Linked DNA regions of Homo sapiens: regions 1, 2, 3 and 5 are each linked to region 4. Evidence: chromatin loops called from intact Hi-C (ENCODE). Cell type or tissue: heart left ventricle. All regions are shown on one strand. Links, peaks and the distances in the headings refer to the core of each region. The heading gives the core; the rest is flanking DNA.

Region 1 (5,538 bases), core at 877-4,876, 150 kb before region 4:
TGGGAAACCTCCCGGGGGGGTGCCCCATACCATCCCACCCGGCTGTCTTGGCCCCTCCCAGGGAGCCGCAGGAGAAACTAGCCCTACACCTGGGATTCCCAGAGCCTTCTGCTGGGGCTCCTGCCCCCGACTTCGGATAACCAGCTCCGCACAGGTCCCCGAGAAGGGCCGCTGGCCTGCTTATTTGATACTGCCCCCTCCCAGACAGGGGCTGGTCGAGCCCCTGGTTCTGCTGCCAGACTGAAGCCTTCCAGACGCCACCTCGGTTTGGGCCCCCAGGGCCCTCAGGGGCCCCAGGAGAGGAGAGCTGCTATCTAGCTCAGCCACAGGCTCGCTCCTGGTGGGGGCCAGGCTGAAGGAGTGGACCCTGGAGAGGTCGGGAACCTTTTAACAGCCGTGGGCTGGAGGGTGGCTACTAAGTGTTCGGTCTGGGAAGAGGCATGACCCGCACCATCCCGGGGAAATAAACGACTTCTTAAGGGAATCTTCTCGCTGAGCGGGTGCTCTGGGCCAGGAGATTGCCACCGCCAGCCCACGGAACCCAGATTTGGGCTCTGCCTTGAGCGGGCCGCCTGTGGCTTCCCGGGTCGCTCCCCCGACTCAGAAAGCTCTCAAGTTGGTATCGTTTTCCCGGCCCTCGGAGGTGGATTGCAGATCACCGAGAGGGGATTTACCAGTAACCACTACAGAATCTACCCGGGCTTTAACAAGCGCTCATTTCTCTCCCTTGTCCTTAGAAAAACTTCGCGCTGGCGTTGATCATATCGTACTTGTAGCGGCAGCTTAGGGGCAGCGGAACTGGTGGGGTTGTGCGTGCAGGGGGAGGCTGTGAGGGAGCCCTGCACTCCGCCCCTCCACCCTTCTGGAGGAGTGGCTTTGTTTCTAAGGGTGCCCCCCCAACCCCCGGGTCCCCACTTCAATGTTTCTGCTCTTTGTCCCACCGCCCGTGAAAGCTCGGCTTTCATTTGGTCGGCGAAGCCTCCGACGCCCCCGAGTCCCACCCTAGCGGGCCGCGCGGCACTGCAGCCGGGGGTTCCTGCGGACTGGCCCGACAGGGTGCGCGGACGGGGACGCGGGCCCCGAGCACCGCGACGCCAGGGTCCTTTGGCAGGGCCCAAGCACCCCTCGGGGCCACACCGCCGCCCGCAGGGCCGCGCCTCCGCATTGCGGCACGCTGGGGTCGCAGGCGCCGAAGCGGGACGCGCTGTTTTCTACGACGTCCGTCCCTCCCAACGTCAGGGCAGCCACCTCAGGCCCGCCCGGAGAAGCCCACCCGGCCCCCGGCCCCCACTCAGTCGCGAGGCCCCGCCGGCCTGGAGATCTGCGCCCCCGGGATCCATATTTCAAATATGATCTTTGGAACGGCTTCCACCGCCCGCCGCCGCCGCCGCCGCGCTCACAACGGCCTCGGCGCACTGTGTTTTTATTTGGGTTTCGTTTGCTCAAGGTCGCCCCGCGGCTCTCCCGTGCCCCTGAGGTTCACCCCTTCACGCCAGCCCCTGCGTTTTCCTCTCGGGTGTCCCCGTCGCGCCCCCAAACCCAGCGGGGCCCACTCGCAGGGCAGATTTCTTTCTTCCTTTTTCCAACCAAGAGCTGCTGCAGCAAGGCAGGGAATGAAATAAAAATCGCTAGGCGGACCCCGAAGTGGTCGTCAGCCGAAGCGCAACTGCCCCCCTCCAACTCGCTCCCCTGCGCCCCTCCCCCTCGGCTACTCCCCTCCCAGCTCCCAGCCTCGCGGCGCGCCGAGGGTTAAGCGCGCGCGCGAGGTGGGGGTATTTGGCTTGGGAGGGGGGCGAGAAAAGGGGGCGCCGAGCGCCGCTGGCGGAGAAGCTGGGCTCGCTCTAGTTCCCTCTCCCCAACCCCGGAGCCGAGGGGCGGCCCGATCGGAAGGGCCCGGCGCGTCTCCGCCTCCCCGGCTGGCCTGCAGCCTGGCCTGGCCGCGGCCCGGAACCGCGAGGACGCTGCTTGGAGGCCGCGTCCTGCGTAGCCCGAGAGGGGGAGGGGGGCGGAGGCTCCGGAGCCGCGGCCGCGCGTCGCCCGCCAGCCGATCGATCCCCAAAGGCGGGAGCGCGGTGAACCCCGCCGGACACCTGGGGGGTCCCGATGCCTCTGCAGGACTGAGGGGCGAACGGAGAGGGGCTCAGGGATCCTGTGGCCGTGGGATGGCGGCCGGCAGGGCCCAGCCGGACCGCAGCTTGGCCTGCACTGCAGGGCGGGTGGTAACACCTCGGGCACCCCCAAAATTCCATATTGTCTGCATGGGGCCCAGGCTTTGGACACTTCCGGAGCCGAGTCCGGTCGCAGTGCAACTTCATCCCTACCTGTCCAGCCCCCAACCCCACCCCCATCCCCGATGACGAGGTCGTGGGACGCGGTCACCCCAGTCTATCTGGTCGCCCCGCCCTCCTGAATCCTGGTAGAAATGTTCGGGTGTCCCCTCGACCCCACCTACGGGAAGATAACCCAGGTGTGCCCTAAAAGTCCCCTTCCCCAGCTTCTTCCAGAAGGCCGTTTCCTGAAGTGGTCCCTGGGGATGGCCCCTGAGGACCTCCCCCAGCCCCCCCGAGCCCCCAACCCCAGGGATCCCCCTTGGCTCCTCGCCTGCCAGTCCCGGGTGCCCAGGCAGGGCCCGGGCAGGGGCGCAGAGGAGCTTGCACTCGCCACGCCCTCCCCTAGGGGGCGGGCTCCCCCTGGCCGGTCCGGCAGCCCCTCCGCGCCTCTCCCGCAGGGGGGAAGGAGGTCCGGACGCGGGCAAAGCGGGGGTCTCGCTGCAATGAGAGATGGCCTGAAAAGCCCCGCACCCCCGCCTCCTGCACACCCCGTCCCTTCCCCCTCCCCACGGCGGCCGGGCTGCTGCTTTCGTAGCCAGAAACAACCCGCTCCAGGGGACTTTGAACCTTGGGAGCCCCTGCGCCCTGAGCACGGAACAGGCCCCAGGGGTGCGGGCTATTGTCCCCGACGCGGGCCTCGTGCTCGGGGCCCTTCCACTCCCAGCGGGAAGTCCACACGAGCAGCACACACATATCTTTTTATTTGAGAGTTTAAAAGGAAATCTGAGGTCCAGAGGATCACAGAGCCTCTTGTTCTGCTATCAAAGGACCAATAAGAAGCAAACTGATATTACAGGGCAAATGTTCCCAGACAGCCCAGCCTGCTCCCCTTAGGAATGAGTGTCCCTGGAGGGGGAGAGCCTGGAACCAAAGCCCCGCCAGGAACTGCTTCCCCTAAACTGAGGTTCTCTGAAAAAAATGTTCGCCTGGCTGATAAAGCCGCCTCTTAACAGAGCCCAGACACTTCTGTGCTTCCCCTGGGTTGCTAATTGAGGACACTAAAGCCCTAAGAGATACCCCAGGTCGGGGGAAGGGGCCCCAAGACCTAGACCTCCGGTGGCGACCATGCCCTTGAGAGGATGGGAGCTGAATTGGAGCACGAGATTATTTATCATCGCTGGATGAAGCTCCAGCTAGAGCTCAGTATTTCCTCTTTTTCTGGGCTCAGACAGACACAGACTGGAAGGAATCCTGTCCGTGTGGCTGTGGGAGTGTTCAGTTGATAAAGGGCATGTGTGGTGCAGGGGTGGGGCCAGCCCTGTGCTCTTCTGGGTGGGGCCCCTCTCCATCAGGCCCAGGAGGCTCCGTGCAGGGCCCATGAAAATGTTCTAGTAAAAAAGAATTGTTTATTTTAAAAATTGTGGTAAAATACATATAACATGAAATGAACCATTTTAACCAATTTTCAGGCTCAATTCAGTGGCATATGCACATTCATGTTGTAGTGGGACCATCACAACTGCTAGAACTTTTTCATCTTCCCAAACTGAAACTCTGTCTTCATTAAACACCAGCTCCCTCTCTTAGACCCTGGCAGCCTGCATTCTACCTTCTGTCTCTATGAATTTGACTACTCTGGGGACCTCATCTGAGTGAACTCACACAGAATTTGTCCATTGTGACTGGCTTATTTCACTCAGCACAATGTCATCAAGGTTCATCCATGCTGTAGCAGGAGTCAGAAGTTCCATCCTCTCTCTTTTTTCTTTTTTTGTTTTTTGAGGTGGAGTTTTGCTCGTTGCCCAGGCTGGAGTGCAATGGTGCGATCTCAGCTCACGGAAACTTCTGCCTCCCGGGTTCAAACGATTCTCCTGCCTCAGCCTCCTGGGTAGCTGGGATTACAGGCATGCGCCACTACGCCCAGCTAATTTTGAATTTTTAGTAGAGACGGGGTTTCTCCATGTTGGTCAGGCTGATCTCGAACTCCCAACCTCAGGTGATCCGCCCGCCTCAGCCTCCCAAAGTGCTGGGATTACATGCGTGAGCCACCGTGCCCGGCCCACCCATCCTTTTTCTTTAAGCCAATATCTCCAGGGAATTTCCATTCTTTTAAAGGCTGAATAATATTCCATTGTGTGTATATATAATTTATTTTAAAATCAGAAGAAACTGGCTGGGCACAGTGGCTCATGCCTTTAATCCCAGCACTTTGGGACACCGAAGCCCGTTGATTGCTTGAGCTCATCCATGAGTTGAACTCATCCTTGAGTTCAAGGCCAGCCTGGGCAACATGAGGAAACCCCCATCTCTAAACAAAATATGAAAATTAGCTGGGCATGGTGGTGCAAACCTGTAGTCCCAGCTGCTTGGGAGGCTGAGGTGGAAGGATCTCTTGAGCCCAAGAGGTGGAGGTTGCAGGGAGCCGAAATCATGCCACTGCATGTCCAGCCTGGTGACAGGACAAGACCCTGTCTCAAAAAAACAAGACTATTTTTTTTTAAATTTTTATTTATTTATTTTTGAGATGGAGTCTCGCTCTGTCGCCTAGGCTAGAGTGCAGTGACATGATCTCTCCTCTCTGCAACCTCCCCCTCTTGGGTTCAAGCAATTCTCCTGCCTCAGGCCCCCAAGTAGCTGGGACTACAGGCATGCGCCACCCTGCCCAGCTGGTTTTTGTATTTTTAGTAAAGACAGGATTTCGCCATGTTGGCCAGCCTGGTCTCGAACTCCTGACCTCAAGCGATCTGCCCGCCTTGGCCTCCCAAAGTGCTAGGATTACAGGTGTGAGCCACTGCGCCCAGCCAAAACCCAGAATATTTTAATATATAATATTAATGTGTTCATCCCAACAAAGCTATAAAATGTAATTCTACTTATTTTATTTTATTTTTTTGGGCACGGACTTTCATTCTTGTCACCCAGGCTGGAGTGCAATGGTGCAGTCTTGGCTCATTGCAACCTCCGCCTCCCAGGCTCAAGTGATTCTCCTGCCTCAGCCTCCCAAGTAGCTGGGATTACAGGCATCCACCACCACACCTGGCTAATTTTTTTTTTGTATTTTCAGTAGAGACGGGGTTTCGCCATGTTGGCCAGGCTGGTCTCCAACTCCTGACCTCAGGTGATTCCTGCAGCCTCCCAAAGTGCTGGTATTACAGGCGTGAGCCACTGCGCCCAGCCTATACAATGTAATTTTAAATAACTTTCTATGGAGGAAGGGGTCCATGAAAGTGAGGGTGCAGTCCCGCTTCTGGGGGAGGTTTCAAGAATG
Region 2 (5,538 bases), core at 971-4,970, 180 kb before region 4:
CTAAACTGCGCGGAGAAGGACACCTGAGGGGCGATGGGTATGTGCTGAGGGACAGTCCTCTCCATATTAGGGGCCACTGCTCCAGGTGCATAAGCTTCTTCCGTGCCATCCACCGGTGAGGCCTTGGGGCCTGTGGGTGTCGGGGGTCTCTCCTGCCTTCTGCCACCCGTGGGAGGTAAAGGCCTCACTGTGCACCTGGTGGGGGTGCTAGGCGGGCTACCACTAGGTCTACAACAGCATACACCTGCACCAAGTCGCCTTGCCACCAGGCTGCGTGAGAGAACTGGGTCAGTGCACCACGTGTCCTAGCCAGAGAGGCCCCTCCACACTCCCTGGACATCCTGGGGCCACTTTCACCGTCCAGACCCTTGCAGGGGCAGCTCAGACTCCTCTTCCGTGGGCAAACAGACCAGCCAGAAGTGGGGAGAGGGAAAGCAAGTGGGGCGTCCTGTTCGAGACGGACACTGAGGTCACCAGCACAGGCAGGCGTCAATCTGACCAAGGAGACCAGGATCTCAGGAGGCTTCACCCAGGACCCACCGCCCCTCTGGCAGAGAATCCCTGAGATGACTCCTTCCTTGCCCAGATCCGGCCCTGATGGCTTCAATCTTCCGAGCTGGGGGGCCTGTCCCCTATCCCCCCAGCCTCTTGCAGCCTGCCGTCAGGAGCAGGGCTGGCACAGCGACAGAGAAGAAAGGTGTGACAGCGACACCTCTCACCTCTCCCTTCCACCACCTGGCTGGCTCCAGGCCGCCCGCGCCTCCAGGGCACAGAGCCAGTGGGTCCTCGTGGCCACTGTTCCCGGCCTCCTGGCGCTGAGGCTCCACGCAGCACTCTACCGGCGCCTCCCCCCGGCCCCCGCCCCCCGCCCAGACCCTAGGGCTTTTCCCCTTCTCTCCCCCAGGCGTTCTGCTTGGTTTGCCGGGATCCCAGGCGTCTGCTCAAACTCAACACGGACTGGCTCACATTTTTTTAAACAAAAGCAATTAGATTTCAATCCCGGTTCATCTGCATTTGCACCTCCAAATGGGGGGGCAGGGGGAGAGGGAAAGGATGGGGAGCGCGGCGGCGGCGAGTGGCACCTTCCGAGCGCTGCAGCTGGCCGGGCAGCCATTGCGCCGGCCACATCTGGCCCGGGCTGAACGGCCGCCGCGGCCCCCTCCCCGCCGGCTCCCGGGGCCCGCGCGCCGCAGCCCGCTCGGCGGCGCGCTCATCGATCGCCGGGGCCGCGGCCGGGCGAGCGGAGAACAAGGTATAGCCTGTATTTAGGTTCCTGCCCTTATATGGCGATGTGCGCGAGCGCCCGCCGAGCGGCCGCACCATATAAGGGCACGCGGCGGGCGCCGGGCTGAGCTGGTGCGCGCTCATTGGCCCGCGCGTCTCTCGGCAACCGGCTCTCACGAGTGGAAACCAGCCAGCCGCCCCCGCCCGCTCCCCGCCCCCTCCCTTTCTTTCTCCCCGGGTATCTCCGCTCCTCGCCTCCGCACCCCCTTCGTTGCTTAACCCCCCTTTTTGCCTGTACCCTCTCCCCAATTTTTCTTCCCGCGGCCTTCCTCCTCCCTTTGCCTCGTTGTCATTCTTCTCCCGTGGCCGCTTGGCCTGTCCTCTCCCGCTCCGCGCACGCTCCCACTCCCACCCCACGCACCCCCTCCCCAAACCCGGCGAGCAACGGCGGAGGAGCGGGAAGGCCCGGATGCGGGAGGGGAGCTTGTGTGCGTGTGTGTCTGTGCGTGTGTGTGTGTGTGCGTGTGTGTGTGTGTGTGTGAGAGTGTGTCGCTGCCGCAGTAGCCGCTGCAGCATCAGGTTCACTGCGTGCACGCACGGGGCTCTGGGAACAGTCCGAGACCGCCCCCCCCCACCCCCCTCCGCCACCTCCCCCCTAGATAATCAGAGCAATTAGCTGCAAAAGAAATGTGCTTCCGAGGCTAGGGAAGTGCTAAATCATAAACAGCCCTAGATACCTCCAAATTAGCATCTCCCAGGGTGTCCCTTCGGGCTGGATTTCTGAATGCAATCATAATAATGGTAAATCGATGTCTCATTTAAAGGTTACTTTAAAAACCTGCCAATTGTTGAGGAAAAAAAAACCCCTGCGTGCGGGGAGAAAAATGCACTAGGAGAACCACTCTGGGGTTTCCAGGCAGAATGCAGTGGAGCGGTGGCTGCGGGTTGTTGGTCAGGTGCCCAGCGCCGGGCCCACCCGCGGGATGGGAGCGGGCGAAGAGAGAAGGCGTAGCTATTCCTCTGGGGATAAGGCTCTCGATCGCCTCAAACTCAGGCAGAAAGGGCACTGCGGATTCGGGGGCGCCCCTCGCCCCCTCCCCAACCCGCCGAGGCGCGCGCACGCGCACGCATGCACAGGTGTCCGGCTGACCCCTCTGGGGCTGTCACGGTTCCGGCGCGCGTGTTCTGGCGACGCCGTGGGGGCCAGAGCCATCCTCTCGGGGACCCACTCCTGTCCTGAGTTCACCCAAAGGGAACCGCTAAGACAATGGACACCCTAGTGCCCTTAGGGACTGTGCCTGTGACCGAGCTCGCCTCTAGGGCTGCCGCCTGCGGGAGGCGCCCGGCGATGCCCCCTGCTGGGCAGCCTGCGCCTGGAACACCGCGCAGGTGGGGGTCGCGTGGGAGGGCCAGCTAGAGTGGGGGATGGGGACCAGGGCGCGATGACCAGCGCGACCTCCGCCCGTCTTGGGCATCCTCCCTTACCCTCGTCCTCCTTCTCTTCAAAATCTCAAATTCCCTAACCTGGTCCCTACCAGAGGAAGGTGGTGGAAGCGGGCACTGCCAGGGAACGAGGGTGCTAGATTGGGGAGGGCGCTGCCTGCTGGATCGAGTTAGCTTCGGCCGCCTCCTCCTTGCTGTTTCTGCGGAAGGAAGCGCTGCGGCGGCGGCAGCCCTTGGTGCCAGCATGTATCCCTCCCTGACCTTAGCTGAGATTCGCTGCCGCGGTGTTTTGCCCAGAAGAAAGCTGTTTCCCTCCAGACTAGGGACTGGGGAGTGCCCTTGGGGCGGAGAGTTTGCCTGGGTTTTCGCCCAGCGCCGGACCTCTGCCATTGAGACCTCTTCAGGTCCTGGAAAATCCATGGATACCCGGGTGCTGCCTCTTGGTGCCCCCGAAGTACACCATCCCTGACCCGCTCTCCCCACGCCCATTTAGCCAGGTCATTTATAATAGATCCCCATCTTCAAGTTTCTGCGTGCTTAGGTACATGGATTCCTCCGCCCAGGTGGGGGAGGGGGAATGCGGACCCCCGGATGTCCCCCGACTTCTCTCTGCACAGGGACGTGTCTCAAATGCGCCTTTTCTTCTCTGTTCTTAAACCCCAGGAGCAGAAGCGCTCCCGAATCTGGAAACCCCTTTTCCTGACCTGTTGGCTCCTGGTCCCTGGCCCCTGCCCTCTTATACACTGAATTTGAATTTTCCAGGCGCTGGTGGTGAAATCAGAAGAGTCGAGAACGCAGCTGGCGGAGAGGGATGAGAGAGAAACTTGCAGAAAGGGAAAAATAAAGCACCAAGTCTACAGGCACACCTCTCCCCGGCCGGCCCGGCCCGCTGGGGCCTGGGTTCCTTTGGGTTGGGGAAGTGGGGGTACGAACCCACGCGGCTGTGCCAAGGGGTCCCAACTCCGGAGTCCAACCCCACCCACCAGTCCTCTGTGCGCACTTTTCGTTTATTTCTCAGCAGTCTCAGTCCTGGAGCTCCTGGGGCGATTTCGTCCCCTGCCCTGGTGCGCCCCCGGGCCCTGCCCTGAGCCCATGCCCCAGGCCGGGTGTCCAGTTCACCCTGAGCTCCCCTTGGCGCCCGGAGAAGGGTGCTCGGGCCCGGGTGCTGGGGAGCGGCGGGGTGGCCGCCGGCGCCTCTTCGGCGCGGATGGCTCTCGGCGGGGCCGAGGAGGGGGTCGCAGAGCGGCTCCCCGCCGAGAGGAGGGTGGGCGCTCGGCACCTGCTGAGCTACGGTGGTGGCTGCGGTTTATGGCGCCCGAGGATCCACCCGGATCTTCTCCGCGGAGTTCCGGGCTTGGCTCGTCTGTAGTCAGCACGCACACAGCTTTGTTATTTGTTATTTTTTTAATTTTTCTGCGGGGAGCATCGGGGCTAGCCCGCCCAGCTCCAACGCCAGAGGGTGTGGGGGAGACTGATTTCTAAATGGGTGGGAGCGACACACGGTCACCGAGGTCAACACCCCATTAACATTTCCCCACCGGAGCGCCGCGACCTCGCGAGGGCACCGGGCACCGGGGTGGGGGTGGGGACAGACCGAGCGCGCCCTTCCTGCGCAGTCCCCGGCCGCCCCCACCCCGTGCCCCCTCTGCCCGCAGGTAACCGCCCCTCCCCCGCTCGCCCCGCGGCCGCCCCCGCCCGCTCCCCCGGGAGGGTCCCTGCGCCCGGCCGAGCGTCCCCGGGCGGGCACCGAGAGCGGGGCTGGGGGCTGCGGCGCCCGCCCCCGCCGGGGCAGCGTGGCGACTGGCGCCGCTTTGGCAGCCATTTTCTGCAGCTGCCGCGGCCGGGGCTCTGCGGAGTGAGGCGGAGGCTGCAGCCGCCAGACAGAGGCGGCGGGGGCGGCGGGCGCGGGGTCACCGGCGGGGGGGCGCCCGGCGGCCGGAGGGGGGCGGGCGGGCGCTGTCGCCGGTGCCCCCGCCCCTCCCCCTGCTGCATTGCAGGCAGAGCGGGGCCGCTCCGCGTGGCGAGCGCCTGCGATCCCACCCTTTCCCCGCCATCTTGTACCCCGGCTGGCGCCTTCCCAAAGCGGAGCTGCCGCAGACAAAGCCCGCCCCGGGCCGGCGGGGGCCCCTGCAGCCCACCCGGGCTGCGCGGCCTGGGGGCCCCCGAGGCCCGCACCCTCGCCCCGCCCCTCCCGGGGGCCGGCGCGCCCCCCCTCGCCCCAAGGGGGGCTCTGCATGCGGCGACCACTCACCCAGCCCCAGAGGGCCGGCCGGGACCCCCCCTTCCACTCCCGATCGCCAGACTGGACCCGCGCCCAAGCCCCAGCACCAGCCCACCCTGGTTGCTGGAAGGAGTAGGGGTTCCCACAGGCGCGGCACAGATGAGGGCTGGGGACTTTTTCTAGCTCTGGGTTCCTTCTCTCTTCTGATGGGGTTGGGGGGGTCACTAGCCCTAGAGCCCCCATCGCCCCCTCCTAGGGCCAGCCCCACGCGCCAATTTTCCCACGGAAGAACCGCAAGAAAGACGGCAGCGTGGGCGGCTCTCGAGACCCCCCCCCGCCCCCCCGCCCAGCAGCTGCTGAAACCGGGAAAATTGGGCACTCCATTCTCTCAGATGGGAGCACTATCGCCTCAATCCCCCAGCCCTCTCGGTCCTTTCCCTCGACGCTCCTACACAGGAACTCGGGACCTAGGCCCTGGGCTGCTGTGTGGGGAGTGAGGCACCTCTTCCTCAGCCCAGAAACACCGAGAACCCGGTGCCTAGCAGCCTATGTTATCAAGCATGCCACTCCTTGATAGGAAATTTGCTCCCCAATGATTCCATTTTCCTGTCTCCAAGTCCTCAGGCCTGGCATTGGGATGGGAGCATCCA
Region 3 (5,538 bases), core at 462-4,461, 200 kb before region 4:
GCAGCCTAGGGCCCACATTTAATTAGGATCAACCAGTTTAAGGAAATGCTTCCCCCAAAAAGCCCCTGATGGTGTGGGGAAGGGGAATGGTGAGTTGGGAACAGGTAGTGCCTACATGACCAGATTTTACTCAAGTGCATCTCATGATTCTGTGGGTTTTCTAGCATTTTTGGAAAACTAGCATAGGTTGCAGGGTTTTTTCTTCTTTTAGACTGATGTTAATTTATTTTGCAGGGGAAGGACAGCAAATGGCGTCAGAAGATTTTTGTCCTTTTGTTATCTCTTAGTATATCAATAAATTTTTAAAAAAAAAATTTGGCCTGATGTACATCATGAGTGATCCCTGGAAACACAGTAGACTCTGCTCTTTTCCTTTCTTGAGGCAAAATAATTCGTCTGGACATAGGCCAAATACTTGGGGCACAGAAAAATCAAAGACTGGGAAAGGCCACTTGCAGAGGGTGCAGAAAAAGATATGTTTCCAAGCAAAGGATGGGTGTTTAAGAGTCCATATACCAGTGGCTCACAACAGAGAACAACTGGCATTCCAGGGAACACTTGCAGATCTGGAGATCTTGCTTGTCACGCTGTGGGGTGGATGCCACTTGCATCTAGTGGGTGGATACCAGGAGTGCTGCTAGACGTCCTGAGGTGCACAGAACAGTCTCCATGACAGAAAGAAATGATCCTTCCCAGCACGTCAGTAGTGCTGAGTTTGAGAGACTGAATTAATGGGAAAAACAGAAAAAACACAATGGCAGGGGTTGGGGGCAGGGGCGGCATTATCGGCATCTGTCAGGTGAGGTCAGGGATGCTGCAATATATAATCAACTCATTTTGAGACTGCTCCCTTCAAAAGACATGCAAAGTTAAAATAAAACTCCCTCTCCCCGCGCCCACAGTATCCAGAGATGCTGTGTTGGAAAGCCACTCAACCCCTTGAAGCCACCACATGTGCTAATAATGCTTTACAAGGAGGCAGCCATAAAATTCCAGGGGAGTCACTGTGAGTTAGCAGCTACTGCAACTCCTAACCCAAAGCTCGCGAATAAAGAGGCGATTTGCTTATTACAGAACCTTCCCCGGCTCCTTAAGGCTTCCACCAACTTCAGCATGAATTTATTCATGAATTCCAGCCTCCAGGGAGAATAGAGCTTCTTTGAAGTGAAGAGAGAAGCTGGGCCTAGATGTTGGAGTAACTGGGTGAAAAGCTACTTGGGGCCAAGGCCTGAATGTTTTGGTTCAGGAAAGGGTTCCCCCTGCAAATGGAAATGTGACCCCCAGCACTAGCCCGCTCCAGGAAGTCCTGCGAATTCGAAATCGACTGTTGCAGAGAAAGAAGACTGCTGGTGGGCTCTCTTTTGCTGCCTTCGCAAGGCTCTGGCTGTTTCCTTTTGGAGAAAGTGGGCAAGGGCGACCCCAGCGGGCCTGTCCTCTGGCTTATGAGAGCTGCAGAAAGGGGCTGGGACCGCCAGGAAGGAGCAAGCTGGCCGAGCAGGAGCAGGCGCGGCCCCGGATGTGGAGCCAGGCTTTCGGGAGAGCCCATTTCTACAGGGATTCGGCCCGACGGGTGCCGGGCCGAGCTCGCTCGGCCTTTGTTAGTTTCGGCGCCGCTGATGTGATCGCCTAATCCAGTGGACCCTGAGAAGAACAGACTGGGCTGCCAATGGCCCGACCCCACGCCGCCGCGACCTGCCCGAGGGCACCGGGAGCGATGGGTGCGGAGGGGCTGGGAGGACGGTCATCCGGGCGGCTGGACCTCTCCTTCCTCCCCTCCGCCTTCGTGGCTCGAGCGCCGGGCCTCAGGGAGGACGCAGAGGGGGCGCCCGTGGCGGTGGGCGCCCAGCGGTACCTTTGGGTCGGGGGGAGGTAAGGCTTTCTCAGCTCGGGTTCGGAACCAGAAAGCCACCGGCCCCCCGGGGGTAAGGGGTGGGCGCCGGCGACCCGGGCCGACGCCGCCACCTGCAGAGGGCGCGCGCGTCCCACCAAGGTCGGCCGCCGGCCCTTCGGACGGACGAGGGAAAAGCCAGCCGCGGCTCCAGGGTGCCCGAGACTCAATCGCACCACCTGCACCCCGGCCACCTCCGCCTCCGAAGTCTCAGGAGGAAAGCCCCGACCCAGCCCGCAGCCTCTCTCGCCGCGTTCAGGACCCGAGGCTGCGGGCAGCCGCCTTCCACGACGGACAGCACGGAGTCCCGCCGGGCCCCGAGCCACGCCAGTCTCGGACTTCAGCTGGGTCCGAGGCTCCTCTGGGCCTGGAGGGCTTTTAGAGGAGAAGAGGAAACCAGCACAGGAGCCCCAGAGGGCCGGGACAGGTCTGTGCGCCAGCGGCCCGGGCGCATGGCACAGTGCCTGGATCAGGATTGGTGCGAAGCCAGCATCAAACGGACAGAAAATGAATCCGATCCGACACTCTAGGAAGAGCATGAACCTTCCAATCCAACCAATGTTTGTGCGAGGCCAGGTTCCCCGCCGCGGTGGCCACACAAGCCAGCCCTGTCCTCGGGACGCAAGGTAACCAGTCCGGCTGGAGGCCGCCACGCACGCCTGGTCTCTGCAGTTGTGGCGGATTCCCAGGGACTCTGCCCAGGAAATGGAAACCCGTGAGGGCGCTCCTCAAAGCCGAGGGTGGTGATGGCCAGCGAACCCGAAAAAGGGGCAGGGTGGGCGCCCTCCCATCCGCTTAAGCAGTAGCCCATTCCACTGCCCCACACGCCCAGGAGTGGACGCAGGAGGGAGCCCCGTCCGAGTGGACGCAGGAGGGAGCCCCGTCCAAGTGGCGACCATCGCGGGGCCACCCCACCCACCTTCCCTTGACGTCCCCTGCCAGCACAGAGACCGCCCGTTGCGGTGGGGCAGTCTCGGGCGGAGATCTTTGACGCCTGGCGGCCAGCGACCCTACTCGGCCGGCAGCGCAGGCCCTCACGTCGGAAGGACACTCAAGGCTCTGTGACCCGCTAACCTGGGCCTGGGCAGCAGGACGCTGCTGTCCTCCCGCGCCCTCCCACACCGGTCACAGCTGGGGAAGGGGGAAGCTCTGCCAAGGGCCGGGCCACTGACTCCTCAGCAAGGGGCTGGAGATGCGTGAGCTACCCCTGTCCATGTTCCTCCTGGTGGGCGTTAGGGGTGAGCCTGAATCGTGGCTTCCTGGCAGGGTGACGTCTGCGGGGCACTACGGAAGTAGAAATGGGTTTAGTGCGGTGGCCTCTTTGGGGATCCGAAGAGTGGCTCTCCTGTGCGGGCTTCAAGACCCCGCCCCCACTGCTGTGAAGTCTGCGGCCAGAAAAGGCCAAGAACATCTCTCTCTCCACCCCCCACCCCGCACTCTGCTCTCCCGCACCGTCCCTTGCCCAGCGCTGGGGTTTAGGCCCGCCCAGGAGACCTGGGCCGGAGAGGCTGCGGGGACTCGGGGGCGGGGGTGCGCGGGGCTGCGGCGCGGCGGCTCCAGGTTCACTAATCACATCAGCAGCGCTCTGCGCCGGCTCCGAGCTTGCAGTTGCCTAGCAATACCCGCGAATTCAATTCCTCAATCAATAGGCGCGAGGCTCTGCATTTAGGGGAGCGCTAGCAAGGTTGGGTGGGTCTGGGGAGTGGGTCTCAAGACAGCTACGAGGGGCTGGCACCGGGAGGCTTTGGCTAACGCGGCGAGGCCCCGGGGCCTCGGAGACCAGACGCCTCCGGCCTGGGGGTGTGGCGCGCTGGAGGATCCCGCCAGAGGAAAGTGGAACCCCCGACCTCAGGCGCATCCTCCCGGGATCCCCAGATTCTGCCCGGGGCCCGAAGAAGTGCAGCCAGTAGGTGCGGAGAGCCACGGATTCCCCCGGACGGGCTGAGGGGAGTCTGCCCCAGCGGCCTCCCACGCCCACCTCTATCCCAGCCAGGTGGGTTCCCCAGTTGGGGAAGGGCCTTTGCAGGAACGGTGCCCCCGCGATGGGGGCGAGGATGGGGGCGGGAGGACGGGATGAGTACTGAGAGAAGAGGGACGGATCCTCTCCTCCCGGGATGCCTCTTCCCTTTGCTCAGGGAAGGAAAAAGAAGAATAAAACCAAGACATGTCTCTATTTACAAAGTATATATTTAAACACGTAAAAAGCGGTATTGGATACAGACATTCACGACCGCAGAAGATAGGTACCGAAGCTTCACTCTTGAGCTGAGGCGGAGATCGATTGGAGATTTGTACAAATCTTAGAATTAAATAAACCCAACAGCGCACACACCCTGCGCGGTTGCAGACTCCCAGCCACGTGGCCCCCGGCCCCTGCCCACCCACCCCCCAGGTCAGCGTCGCAAGAGCGAGAGAAGGAGACACATACACACACGGCCACGGACAAACAGCAGGACGGAGGGGCGGCAGGGACAGAGCTGGCTGGAAAGAAGGTCCAAGGGAAGGGGCAAAGTCAGCCCCCAGGAAGGGAGGGAGGTGGGAGTAAAGGACAGGCGGGAGAGAAGGGAAGGCGGCGGCCAGGTGAAGACGCGTATCCCCCAGTCCCGTCCACTAGGTAACAGACATGCCCCTTCAGTGAAGTTTCATCTGAAAATAGCATCGACATTTAAATAGATACACTCGGTCAACGGCGCTTCTTTATACAAAGTCTAAAATACCAGTTTTACAAATGTGAGTAGATAAAAATCCCCATTCCAGGGGCTTCTCTTTATAGGCGCAATTTGATATTCAAAAACAAACACAATCATGTAGTACACCGTTTCCCTCCTTTTCTCTCTTTAAAGGCAAGAAAGTCTGGAGGAGAGGCTGAGAAGCCGGGAGTGCGGAGGACGAGGCTGGGGTTCCCTCCCAGCACCCCCCACCCCACGCGAAGCTCCCCCACCCCCGACTCCCCGCCTCGCTCCCCCCGAGTCTGTGCTTCCTCTGGCGTGCAGGGCCCCCGCGCCCCTCCCTCAACAAGCAATGGGAAGTTAGATCTTCGCTGGCCCTTTAAGGGCGGGGAGGGCAGGGAGGCTGCGGGATCCGTGCTCCAAGAGACGGGGGTGGAGTGGAGGGGACTGATTTGTGCTTTTGAGTCAAAAGAGGGGCGCGCATTCTGCGTCCTCGGAGCGCAGAGCGGTCAAGTCCGCCGGGCAGGGGCGTCCCAGGCCCCGCCGCCTCGCACGGCCTTCCCCGCCGCGGCCGTCCCCACTCCCAACTCCCGCTCCTCCCTCCCCCTTTGGCGGAGTTTGAATGTCGAGTTCAAATAGAGAACACTGCGAATCGAAAAGACCTATAAATTATAGCTTTTGCTTTTAAGAAGGACGGGGGAAAAAAAAGGAAAAAGCAAAAGTTCCGATGCGCATTCTTGGATGAAAACCCCGCCTCGCCCCTCCTTCCCGTGCCCGGCCGGAGCCGCGGGGGTGAGTCTAGCCCCAGCTCCGAGCTCCGAGCCGTGGTCCTCAGCCACACTCCAAGCCTGGCCGTGGAGAGGCCCTGGGTGCGAAGCCACTGCTCCTAGCAGCGCCCGCCGCCGCGCCTCCCTCCGTGGGTCCCGCAGGGTGGGCCTGTCTGGCCATGTGTCCACCACAGAGCTGGCGGCCCGCCCTCCC
Region 4 (5,538 bases), core at 955-4,954:
GAGTCCACAGTCGACCACCTCCCGCTCGGCAAGCCAGGGTCCTGGTGAACGCACGTGCCTGCGTTCTGTACCAAACAGTTGTCAACACACACCAGCAACTTAACAAATCAACTCCAACAAAGGGGAAAAAATTAACATTAAGGGCAAAAAGACTTTTTCTGGAGGGTCCTATGCACCAGATGTTGGCTCTTTAATTGGCAGTCAACCTCAAAGCAAAACTTAGAAGGCCCCTGCTTGTTTTATCAGTTAGAGCCACAGAAAATCAAAGTCCAATCCCGCTAAGCATGGTGCTGTGTAGCCCGGCCAGCCCCGTGGAAGTCCTCAGCCTGGTCCCGTCTTCTGGGCTCTGCTGGGCTGGACGGTGCCACCCTCCCCAACCCGCACCTGCCCGCCGGCCCCAGGCCCTCCCTCAGGACCCAGCACCTTCAGTCCTCCTGCCGAGAAGAAGCCTTTCATCAGTAAAAGAGAAAACGGCTTCTCCAAAGGAAGTTTCTTAACTTGAAAAAACACCATGATTAGGGAAACTCCTCCATCGTCCAAGATACAAACACAAACTCCCAAACACCTGTCAATCCTTCTCAGGGCTCCACATGGCCCAAAGGACACCCCAAATGTGGAGGACCACTCAAGACCCTCAAATGCAGCACCGTGTGCCCCCTGAACAGGGATCCCCACATTCGATGAAAACAAAATTGGCCAGCGCAGGAACTTTTGCCCATGACTTAAGCACAGCAAAGTCCCCAAAGCCAGAATCCCTCCCAGGACCTGCCCGACGGGTTTTATCACTGGACGCATCAAAGCCCCTCTCACTGGTGGTTGGTTCAGCAGAGCCCTGGGCCTCGGGCCTGCCCTGCTCTGACAGCTCCCACACTGTGGCCTTGATCGGGCCCTTTTCCACTCTGTGCCTGCTTTGAGTAACAGGCTCCCACAAAAACACTGTGCTGGGGTATTTCCAGGATGAAAAGCCACGGTTCGCTTTGCCTGCCATGGACAGAGTCATAAATACGAGTTGTCGTTGCCTCTTCCCAACAGTCTGGCATGGCAAACTGGCCTTGTGGAGTTCGGAATTGTTCTAGATACTGCTCATGTATTCTCCAGCAGCTCTAGCTGGTTCTGCCCAGATACCTGGCAATGCCAAAGGCCGAGAGGCCAAGACACTACAACCTTTGTTCAAATACACGAACATCCTCAAATACACGAATGTCCTCTCTGCACAAGCAGAGCAGCCTCAGCATCGGCCCTCGCAAGTCCCACCAGAGAACGGTATTGAAAAGATGACTGGGGTCAAGGGGTGCGGAGAGGGACCCACTGTACCCTCATGGCCACTCTAGCGCCAGCCCTTCTGTAATGACCCCCTCTGGATTCCCAAAAGTCAGCCGAGGGGTCCCCACCCTCCTGGGGTGGCTGGGGTGTTGCTGCCCACCCCCAGGGGCAGGCCTGTGTGCAGCATCCATGCCCAGAAACCTGCGCTCAGATTTCCCAGTTCCCAGAAGACAACAGGGAGAGTCTATTTTTCTAAGCTCACTAGGTAAAGTGTTACTTCCTGATCTAATCTTGCCAGGCTCTGGAAGCTTCCGTCAAGGTTTTCCCACACTCCATGTCAGGTCTCTGACATGAACCAGCTTTCAGAGTCTAACGACTAGATTTGACTTTCAGCTGCTCGGACGGAGGCTTCAACTCAGCCTGAACTAGCCGCGTGGACAGCAGCCGTAGCCCTCACAAGGCGTGTGCGGTGACGGGTCTCGGGCGCCCAGCCAGCGAGGGGCCGGCTCCAGGTGGTGGGAGCCCACGCCCCCGGCCAGCACTCTGGCCACAGCGCAGCACCTGCCCCATGAGAGCCTCCTGTTGCAGCCCGGGCAGAGGTGAGCCTGGGCAGCCACCTCCCACGTGATTTCCCAATGCTTGAAGTTCACGACCAATTGCTGGGGTGGGGACAACCTACACAGGCTTACAGACCTAATCCAAGAAGGCAGTTCTCAAAAGGATGGGAAAACGTGCACCAGTCTCACAGTCCCAGTCACCTTAAAAGGTCTTAACTGATTTTTCCTTCTCTCTGTTTATTGTGGTAAAATGTCCATAACATAAAATTCACCACCTTAACCGTTTTCAACGTCGAGCCCAGTGGCATTATACCATTCCTATTTTTGTGCAACCATGACACCACCCATCTCCAGAACTCTCCTTCTTCCCAAACTGAAGCTTTGTCTCCATGAAACACCAGCTCCCCAACGTCCCCTCCCTCAGCCCCTGGCACCCCAATCTTTCCCTCTCTGAGCCTGACAACTCCAGGGGTCGCACACAAGTGGAATCACACAGATTTGGCCCCTTATGTCTGGCTCATTTCACTCGGCGTAACGTCCTCAACTCATCCGTGTTGCGGCGCGTGTCAGAATTGCCTTCCCAAGGCTGAACGTTCCGCTGGGTGTGTGTGGAACATGTGTGTGAACACACCGCGTTTCTCTAGTCACCCGTCGGGGGAACTTGGACGCTTTCACCATGGGCTACTGTGGACGGTGCTGCTATGGGCAGGGGTGGTCATGTATCTGAGCTCCTTCTCTTTATTTCTGACACTTCTATATAACCATGAATCATCTATGAAATAATTTTGACAAGCAAGAGGTTCACAAAGTAAATTCCAGACAAAGCCACCCTGGAGACCCAGCTGGGCTGTCCCGGGGGCGGTCCCTGCGTCCACGCCGGGAGAGCAGGAATGACACAAAGCAGGCTGCATCTGGCTGTGTCAGGCCTCCCACCCATCCCATCAGCCAGGCATCTCTGCTTTGGGGCCAGAGGTCAAACGTGTCTGGGTTCCGTGTAGTCTCAGGGGAGGCTGAGGCTGACGCGAGGTGGGGTGGGGTGAGGTTGTGCTGGAGGCTCTCCACCTCTCCACCCACCAGACACCCAGAGAAGAGGCGGAAAGTCAGCAGGGAAGGCAGAAGGCTGCTAAGAGTGGACAGGATGCAGGAGTGGCGTCTGGCTGACCCTGACCAGGGGGACCTGGCCCAAGTGAGTGTGCACCCCAGCCCGGCCCTCAGAACTGCTTGCAGGCACTTGCGAGTTAATATCCACGTGATTTAGGATTCACCAAAATCTGCTTGGAAGGAGGCAGGGAGGCAAGAGGGAGGTCAGGTGGGGAGGCGCGCAGGCAGTGCTGCCCTCCAGCCACAGGCAGGTGGGGGTGGGGCGGGGCGGGGCGGGGAGGGGGAGGGCGGGGGCGTGCACCGCAGGCAGCGGCCAGCCCTGGGCTGATCTAGGGGAAGCCTGCCATCTGCTGGGCACCGGGATCCCTCCCGGAGCAGGAGTGCCACCTCCACGCAGATGGAGTTTGCAAGGGGCGGTGCCGCCATCTTCACAGAGGCTCCGGGCAGCTGGCGGGGGTGGGGGGATGGTTGGGGGGGCCGTGTTGGCCAAGCCCAATTCTGGGGTGGGAGAAAACGAGCAACACTCTGCAAAGGGCCGGGGGCCTGGTGGCCCCCCCATCCTCGCCGGACCTCAATGTCCTGCGTACAAGCCTGTCCCGGCCGTGGCCACCGGCTGGCTTGTGTGCTCCGCCTGCCGGGAAGCGCTTTCCCCCTCGTGGACCCTACAAAGACGCCTCTCTGCAGGCTCCCCTCATGCTGCGGGCACACAATGCGTCCTTTCACCCGGGGTGGGTCTGGCGGAGGCGGCCCCTCCCCGGGGTGCCCCCCGCTGGGCCCCTGACCCCACACTCCGCTGCTGTTCTTGGCCTGCGTAGACCCGTCCCTTTCAACCGCTGTCAGGAAACTGTGTGGACGAGGAATCCCTGCTGGTCGCGCCCGAGACCATCTCTCTGCGTCTCCTAGAAGGGGAAACCGTGACCCACATCAAACTGTGGCCGTTGGAAAGGTGAACACACGGAGCCTGGGGCCGGTGGGGCCAGGGGGTGGGGTATCCTTGCACCCGATGTCACTTGACACCCGTCCCGGCAGCCCGCCAGGCTCGGAGAGAGACCGTAGCTACCAAAAATAATCCTCCCAGTGTTTAAATATTTACAGAAGCAAGACAGATCCTGATGCCTTTACAATCTACTGGAGTCTGCCCTAACCGCCAGTCCGAGGCTCCCAGGAGAGGCCACAGCGACCACCCACCCGGTTTTCGGGGTCCCAGGTCGCCTCTCCTCTCCCTGTCCCTGCCTGATATATATCGCAGGGCTCCTCCTCCGGTGACCACATATCTGCCACTAGCCCTCTCCCTCCTTCCAGAACATTCCCACTTCCAACTCTGCTCTCACATCACCCCAGCCCCAGCACCTACCTTGAGACAGCTCTTTCTGCTCCAGAGCCCCTCGGGGAAAGCCTGCTTTCTCTGCAGAGCCTGCACCTCATTTTGGGAACCAGTGAACAAAATGTAACAAGAGGCATTTGTCCATGTAACCCCATTGTCCATGTAACCCCTGGGGCTGGTCTCGACCCCACTCCCCTCCTGGGGACACAAGGGTGAGACGGTACAGTACCAGGCCAACACCAGTCCCAGCGGATGGCACAGAGATGGGCACTGCTCTCAGGGCCTGTCCAGATGCTACTTCTCATGACAGTCTATGGGGTGGGGAGCACTAGCGCCAGCCCCATTGTGCAGAGGGGAAACTGAGGCAATGAGGGTAATAACCCACCAGCACACAGCCAGGCAGAGCTGGGATGTGGCCAAGGACTTGGCTCCAGGCTCCCACACTTAAAGATCATCTCTGTCACCACCTGGGGGTAATAAGGTCAGGGATATGCCCCAGGCCGCCTGCTTCCACCAGCCAGTCCCTTTCAAAGGGCGGAGGTTTCCAGAAGTGTGGCTGAGTGTCTGTCTGTTCTTGATGGTCAGGGAACCTTACTTTCAGGTCCCCAAAGCAGATTCCCTGAGGCCAGGAGGCACTTAGGTGGACGGGCACCAGGAGCCCTGTGTCCTCTGCCTTGCAGGTGTTTAGGGAACATTGTTCAGACTGGAAGGAAGAGCCACGTGAAAATGCCCTTTCTGTTTACTCTGCTGGGAAGGATATGAAGCCAAACAGAACCAGCTACGGGAGTCTTTCGACCGCAAGACAAAAGGTCCTTTGCCCCCACTACCTGCAACTTTCAGGGAAGATTTCATCAGGTGCTGGGTTACATTGCAACAGCCAGGCGTGGTTCCCCAGAGGTACGGTGTGAGCTCCCCAACTCACCGGGAGACAGGCGCTGCCACATCACTGCCTCTGGGAGCCCGTGACCTCATGCTCAGAGCTCTCAGAAGCTCACGTGGCCTGTGAGGCCCCTGCCAGGGCTGTTGATGCAAGAGCTGGGGCTCGGGAGCCTCCCAAGGGCAGCTCTGTGTATTCAGAGCAGCTCAGCCCCTCGAGAGCACCAGGAGCCCCCAGCCCCCATGCAACCACCGGCCGGGGTTGCGTCAAGGCCTCCCGGAGCAGCTGTCAATGGTTTCTGAGCTGCGGTGGAAAAGGCTGACAAGTTTCATTTCCCTGACCTTGGACAGCCCTCCTGATGCAGGGAGCGCCCATCCCTGGGGAGCACTGCCTCTCCAGGAGCCTGAACTTCCTTC
Region 5 (5,538 bases), core at 957-4,956, 130 kb before region 4:
GATCTGGAAGGTCACATCAATAATGTGTCATCTGCTAGTCCGGGGCCACTGCAAAGGCTCCCATCCCAGGAGACGGCAGTTTAGCACTGGCCTGGAGGCTGGCTGGCCTGGAGGCTGGCTGGCCTGGAGGCTGGCTGGCAGGCGCAGCTGGGGCTTGGGTTTCCTCTGGGGGAGGCTGCTTCTTCCCTCGTGCCCGTCCACGCTTTGGTTACAGGCAGTGAAGCCGCTGATGTCAGCGGGACCGCGGCTGCCCCTCTGAGGTGTCTGTGGCCTGCCACCAGAGCAGCGGGCGGGGTGGCCTCCCGCCTGAGCCTGTTTATCATTTAAGTGGATACCATGCTCTGGCAGCTGAGGGTAATTACGGGGGCTGCGTCCTTGAGGACGGGTCTGCGCATGTGCTTCTCGCGGGGCTGGTGGCCCAGCCGGGGCGGCCTCGGTGCCGTCAGCTGCTCGGTGAGATGTGAAGGGCCGGGGCTCCGCGTGGGGCCTTCCGTGCTGCAGCAGAGGCCTGGGATTGGAATGCGAAATCCCTCTGCGGTGGAGACAGGGGCTGGTGGGGGTCATGCCATCTTCAGGGCCGTCCTGTTGGCTCTGACCTCCTGCCACCAGCCACAGACTCTGCTCCAGGGTGTCCACCTACCCCAGCCGTTCCTCCTCTTGTCTGCATCCCTCTGTCCCTCTCTTCCTTCTCTTCCTCCTCCCTTCAGTCGTGTTTAGCAAGTCCCATTCCCTGGCCTCAGCGTCCCGATCCTCCCATCCCTTGGCTTTGCTGGGGCTTTTCCAGGCTGCTTCTGCAAGCCTTGTCATTTTGTTGCTGGGATGGCGCCGGGAGGTGGAATAGAGTGCCCCCTGCCCCCACATTCATGTCCACCCAGGACCTCAGAATGTGACCTTGTTTAGAAATAGGGTCTTTGCAGATGTAAAATCAAATTGAGATTAGGTCATACGGGATTAGGGTGGGCCCTTAATTCAATAAAACTGATGTCTTTTTTTTTTTTTTGAGACCGAGTCTTACTCTGTCACCCAGGCTGGAGTGCAGTGGCGCGATGCCAGCTTACTGCAACCTCCATCTCCCAGGTTCAAGCAATTCTCGTGCCTCAGCCTCCCGAGTAGCTGGGACTACAGGCACCTGCCACCACACCCAGCTAATTTTTGTGTTTTAAGTAGAGACAGGGTTTCACCATGTTGGCCAGGCTGGTCTCGAACTCCTGACCTCAGGTGATCCACCTGCCTCGGCCTCCCAAAGTGCTGGGATTACAGATGTGAGCCACCACGCCTGGCCAAAACTAGTGTCCTTACAAAAAGAGAAAAACTTGGACAGAGAGGGAGGAAGGCCAAAAGGCCAAATGAAGATGAAGGCTGAGATGGGAGGGAGGCAGCCACAGCTAAGGTGTACCACGGGTTGCCGGCAGCCACCGGAAGCCGAAGAGGCAGGAAAGATTTGACCCCAGATCCTCAAGGCGAGCCTGGCCCTATTGCCACCTGGATTTTGGACTCTGGCCTCCAGGAGCCCAAGACAATAAACTTCCATTGTTGAAACCAACTCGTGTTGGTTATTTGTGACGGCAGCCCCAGGAACTCATACAGCCCCCTCCCCTGGGCTCGGCCCTGTGAGCAATAAGAGAATCCCCCCAGCTGACCCTGCTCTTGGGGCACCTTCAAGCCTCAGCAGGCTGTTCCTGAAATCCAGCTGTGCAGCCAGGATCGGTGAGCACACACACATTTTCAGGGATAATGGTCTTCAGAATTCCAAAGGATTTATTGGAGCTCGCCCGACGTGGACCACAGCCGAGCTGAAACCCACACTTGACAAGTGATGCAATCAGCGCTCGACTCTTGCCAGCGTTTTCGGGAGATTAGGCAGCAGCAGGGGCTGGGGTGCACAGGAGCAGGCAGACAGGAGCAGGCGATTGCAGCAGCATCAACACCTGAGTCGATGTGATGGCGTGGCGAGTGGCCACAGACTCTGGGAGCCAGCCGGGGAGCACAGCGTGCCCGGCAGAAGGAGGTGATGCTGGCTGAGCAGAAAGGTCACCAGGTGGGGTTGCAGTGGCCTGGACAGCCAGGAGGATGCTCTGTGGGCAGCCAGCCGTGGCCAGAGGGGAAGGCTGTGAACGGGGTGGTTAGAAGCCACCTGCACTGGAGTCCTGGCCACAGTGGGGGGTGGTCCTGGATCTCAGGCTCCTCTCTGTATAGGGGGCCTTACATGGCCCACCTCCAGAGCCCGAGGAGGCTGAGTTTGGGGAGGACAGTAAGCCCTTGGACTTCCTGTTGCTGCTTGGTGCTGTTGTTAGGAGTCTGGAATGTGCTGGAGCTATAGATTGGGTCACTCTCTGCAAAAAGCAGAGGAAGGAGGTGCAGGAGGTCAGGGGCAGTTCCCGGGGGAATATCTGAGGAAGGGCAGCCATGGAAGAGATGGATGGAGGCCAGGGAGACGGTCCCAGAGGCCACAGCAATCACAGGCTTAAAGACGGGGGGAGGGTCAGGGAGACCCAAGGGTGGGTCGGAGATGGGCCCCAGGGACTGAGGAGGGGAACTTGGACAGAGAAGTTTCATAGACAGAAAAGAGCAGACAGGAAGTTATGGAGGGTTGGGGTCGGATTCATGCACACACACACACACACATGCCCATATAAATACACACACACCAGCAAACACACGTGCATGCACGTGGGCACACACACGAATACACACATGCACACACATATGCACAGGCAGCAAGACTGACGCTTGGCCATGTCATGCAGGCTGTCAGAGAGGAGAGGTGAGTGAGGGGCTGGGTGGGAGGGCGGCAGGGGTCAAGCAGAGGTGTGTGTATTTCAGGACAGAAGAGACAAGAGTTGGAATAAAAAGAATTGAAGATGACGGGGAACCGGGGGTGCGAGGAGTTTGGATGCGGGGGCGTCTGCCTTGGAAAGGTGCAGAGCCTGGCAGGAAGGAGGGCAGATCAGGTGCCTTGCTCTGGAGTGCTAGGAGGGGAAGGGGGTCTGAGGGGGTGCTCACCCTGGCTGTGGTCTTTTCAGAAAAGCCAAAGACAAGGTCATTGCGCAGTGTTCCTAGGGGAGGCTGGGGCTGCACGCAGGGTCAGCTGGAGATTAGGGAGCAATGGCTGCTCAGCAGGGAGGCTCGGCCAGCCAGGGCAGACCCTGCAGAGACTGAGGCTGCCCCATCCTAACCCTGTTCCTGGTGAAGACCTGCAAGCGGCCACAAAGCAGTGGCTCAGGACAAGGGCTTGGCCTGGCCCGTGTCCAGGGGCTGAGAGCCTGCTGTTCGTTCAGTTGGGCTGAAGTGGCCCAATTCCCCTTCTCCTCTCCCTGCCTGTTTGGAGTCCCAGGATGCCAACAGAGAGGTCTGAGCTGAGCATGCCGGGGAGGGTGGTCCATCACACTCTGTAAGGTGTGAATTTGCAGAGAGGTGCGTGGAGGCATGCTCACTCCATTGTCATCACCTCTGGGCAGTGGCGTCTGATGAGTTTTATTTTCTTCCTTTCTCTTTTGTGGTTTATTTTATTTTATTTATTGATTCGAGACAGAGTCTTGCCGTATCGTCCAGGCTGGAGTGCAGCGGTGTGATCTCGGCTCACTGCAAACTCCGCCTCCCAGGTTCAAGCGATTCTCGTGCCTCAGCCTCCCGACTAGCTGGATTACAGGCACGTGCCACCATGCCTGGCTAATGTTTGTATTTTTAGTAGAGATGAGGTTTTACCATGTTGGCCAGGCTGGTCTCGAGCGCCCGACCTCAGGTGATCTGCCCGCCTCGGCCTCCCAAAGTGCTGGAATTACAGGCATGAGCCACTGTGCCTGGCCTCTTTTGTGATTTTAAATTTAGTTTATTGTCAGGGTGCGGTGGCTCACACCTGTAATTCCAGCACTTTGGGAGGCCGAGGTGGGCGGATCAGTTGAGGTCAGGAGTTTGAGACCAGCCTGACCAATATGGTGAAACCCTGTCTCTACTAAAAATGCAAAAAAAAAAAAAAAAAAAAATTAGCCGGGCATGGTGGCGTGTGCCTGTAATCCCAGCTACTTGGGAGGCTGAGGCAGGAGAATCCCTTGAACCCAGGAGGCGGAGGTTGCAGTGAGCCGAGATTATGCCACCGCACTCCAGCCTAGGCAACAAGAGCGAAAACTTCATCTCAAAAAATAAAATAAAAAAAAATAAATTTAGTTTACAATCACCATGTACATTTTTTTTTTTCCAAAAATAATAAAGCCAGGAAGACCTCCTGCACAACGCCCCCATTGTTTGACTTGAGCTGGGGGTGGAGCTTCTCTGCCTTGCGCTAACTGTCACAAGTTCTATTAGAGGAATTTCTTCTTTGAGGATCCTGATGCAAGAGAGCTCAGAGGATGGTACAGCGGACACCAACCTGAATGCAACAGCCCCCCAAGCCCTTCCAGCTGAAACTGTCCCCTCTTTGAAAACCACAGGTGTCGGCCGGGCATGGTGGCTCACGCCTGTAATCCCAGCACTTTGGTAGGCTGAGGCAGGTGGATCACCTGAGGTCAGGAGTTCAAGACCATCCTGACCAACATGGTGAAACCCCGCCTCCACTAAAAATACAAAAATTAGCCAGGCATGGTGGTGGGTGCCTGTAATCCCAGCTACTCAGGAGGCTGTGCCAGGAGAATCGCTCGAACCTAGGAGGTGGAGGTTGCAGTGAGCCGAGATTGCGCCGTTGGACTCTAGCCTGGGCAACAGAGCAAGACTCGTCTCAAGAAAAAAAAAAGAGAGAGAAAACGATACGTGTCCTGGTGACGACTCCTGCACCTTCCCTGCTAGCCTGCCTTGCTCTGCCCTGCCTCCTCCCTCCTCCTGCTGTGGCCTCTGGAGCTCCTCTCTCCTGGCTCACCCAGGGACGTCACCCTTGCCTCTTCTCTCTGCGACTCCCAGGCAAAGGACTTTCCGCTCACAAGCAAACATGTGCTGGCAGGTCTCTTCCTGTGATCCCTCCACCCTCTATAGCTACTGCCCCGATCCCTCTGCTTCCTCCAGCTTCTCGTCAATTCGCCTGGGCGGCGGGGAGTCTGCGCTTTTGGGATGTGATTGGTGCTCCCCAGGCGATCCTCATTTACAGCTAGTGGGGACAGCCACCAAGTCACAGCCTTCCAGAAATTTCACCCATCCTATTGCCTTAACCAATGGCAAGCTGATAAATGTTTAATAGTCAGCTCTGGGGCATGGGGACAAATAGCCCTGATCTGTATCATTATGCAGTTCCTATGATGTGACTATTTCCACCATGGCCAATTTCAAGCTGCCAACAGGAAGAGTACTGGCTGTCAAAATTCCTGCAAATTTTACAACCCAGGACAATTCCATCTGTGGGTGGCATCTCCCTGGAGCCTGGGTCTACTCTCTGAGTTGGCTCACCTGTCCCTCTGGAACCTGGTTAGGCCATGGGTGAAAATCAGCTTCCATGCCCACTGCAGAGGGAAGGAAAGGATGCTTGCATTGAGTGACTGCTGGAGCAGCAGGGGCTTCCCCGCTTTACAGTTTTACAAAGCACTGCAATTATCTCATGTAAGACTCAAGTCTAAA

What was found. Peaks named below come from ENCODE experiments on the same cell type or tissue, not always from the same donor. Only the 100,000 strongest peaks of a DNase experiment are listed, where the experiment ranks them.
Region 1: it touches region 4 in a loop (8-fold over the local background); 59 of 110 quality-filtered maps call a loop at or near these places.
Region 2: a loop joins it to region 4, with 4 times the contacts of the local background. A loop is called at or near these places in 28 of 110 quality-filtered maps.
Region 3: it touches region 4 in a loop (4-fold over the local background); 71 of 110 quality-filtered maps call a loop at or near these places.
Region 5: it touches region 4 in a loop (2.1-fold over the local background); 5 of 110 quality-filtered maps call a loop at or near these places.

The regions. Positions count from the first base shown.
Region 1 is chr17:79,842,274-79,847,811 of GRCh38, forward strand. No RefSeq gene overlaps it. Among named protein-coding and RNA genes, the nearest start is that of CBX4, 5.6 kb to the left of the region's middle. RefSeq lists an enhancer at 1-294 and a silencer at 2,563-2,782. In heart left ventricle, for the core only: a CTCF peak has its summit at 2,673 (motif pointing right); DNase peaks (open chromatin) are centred at 1,378, 1,528, 1,928 and 2,688; H3K4me3 peaks cover 2,568 bases; H3K27ac peaks cover 1,767 bases; H3K27me3 peaks cover 527 bases.
Region 2 is chr17:79,808,950-79,814,487 of GRCh38, forward strand. It overlaps LOC124904071 (a long non-coding RNA gene), which reads left to right. Exons shown (of 2, transcript XR_007065928.1): 1 at 1-37; 2 at 3,430-3,530. Among named protein-coding and RNA genes, the nearest start is that of LINC01977, 12 kb to the right of the region's middle. RefSeq lists enhancers at 184-313, 2,188-2,713 and silencers at 1,123-1,202, 1,403-1,522, 2,623-2,802. In heart left ventricle, for the core only: CTCF peaks have their summits at 2,596 (motif pointing left) and 2,797; a DNase peak (open chromatin) is centred at 1,342; H3K4me3 peaks cover 3,015 bases; H3K27me3 peaks cover 3,369 bases.
Region 3 is chr17:79,788,075-79,793,612 of GRCh38, forward strand. CBX8 (chromobox 8) reads right to left here. Exons shown (of 5, transcript NM_020649.3): 5 at 4,058-5,538. Among named protein-coding and RNA genes, the nearest start is that of CBX8, 6.2 kb to the right of the region's middle. RefSeq lists a silencer at 1,883-2,032 and enhancers at 2,694-3,503, 5,272-5,538. In heart left ventricle, for the core only: CTCF peaks have their summits at 1,965 (motif pointing right) and 2,164; DNase peaks (open chromatin) are centred at 1,997, 2,927, 3,457 and 4,347; H3K4me3 peaks cover 317 bases; H3K27me3 peaks cover 4,000 bases.
Region 4 is chr17:79,988,524-79,994,061 of GRCh38, forward strand. The region is part of intron 3 of TBC1D16 (TBC1 domain family member 16); the gene reads right to left. Among named protein-coding and RNA genes, the nearest start is that of TBC1D16, 45 kb to the right of the region's middle. RefSeq lists enhancers at 1-195, 4,374-5,538, 4,553-5,424 and silencers at 3,150-3,209, 5,108-5,300. In heart left ventricle, for the core only: CTCF peaks have their summits at 3,273 (motif pointing left) and 3,476; DNase peaks (open chromatin) are centred at 2,398, 2,748, 3,288 and 3,948; H3K4me3 peaks cover 939 bases; H3K27ac peaks cover 1,591 bases.
Region 5 is chr17:79,860,077-79,865,614 of GRCh38, forward strand. No RefSeq gene overlaps it. Among named protein-coding and RNA genes, the nearest start is that of CBX4, 23 kb to the left of the region's middle. In heart left ventricle, for the core only: no CTCF peak of the experiment used is centred there; DNase peaks (open chromatin) are centred at 2,455 and 3,295; H3K27me3 peaks cover 1,026 bases.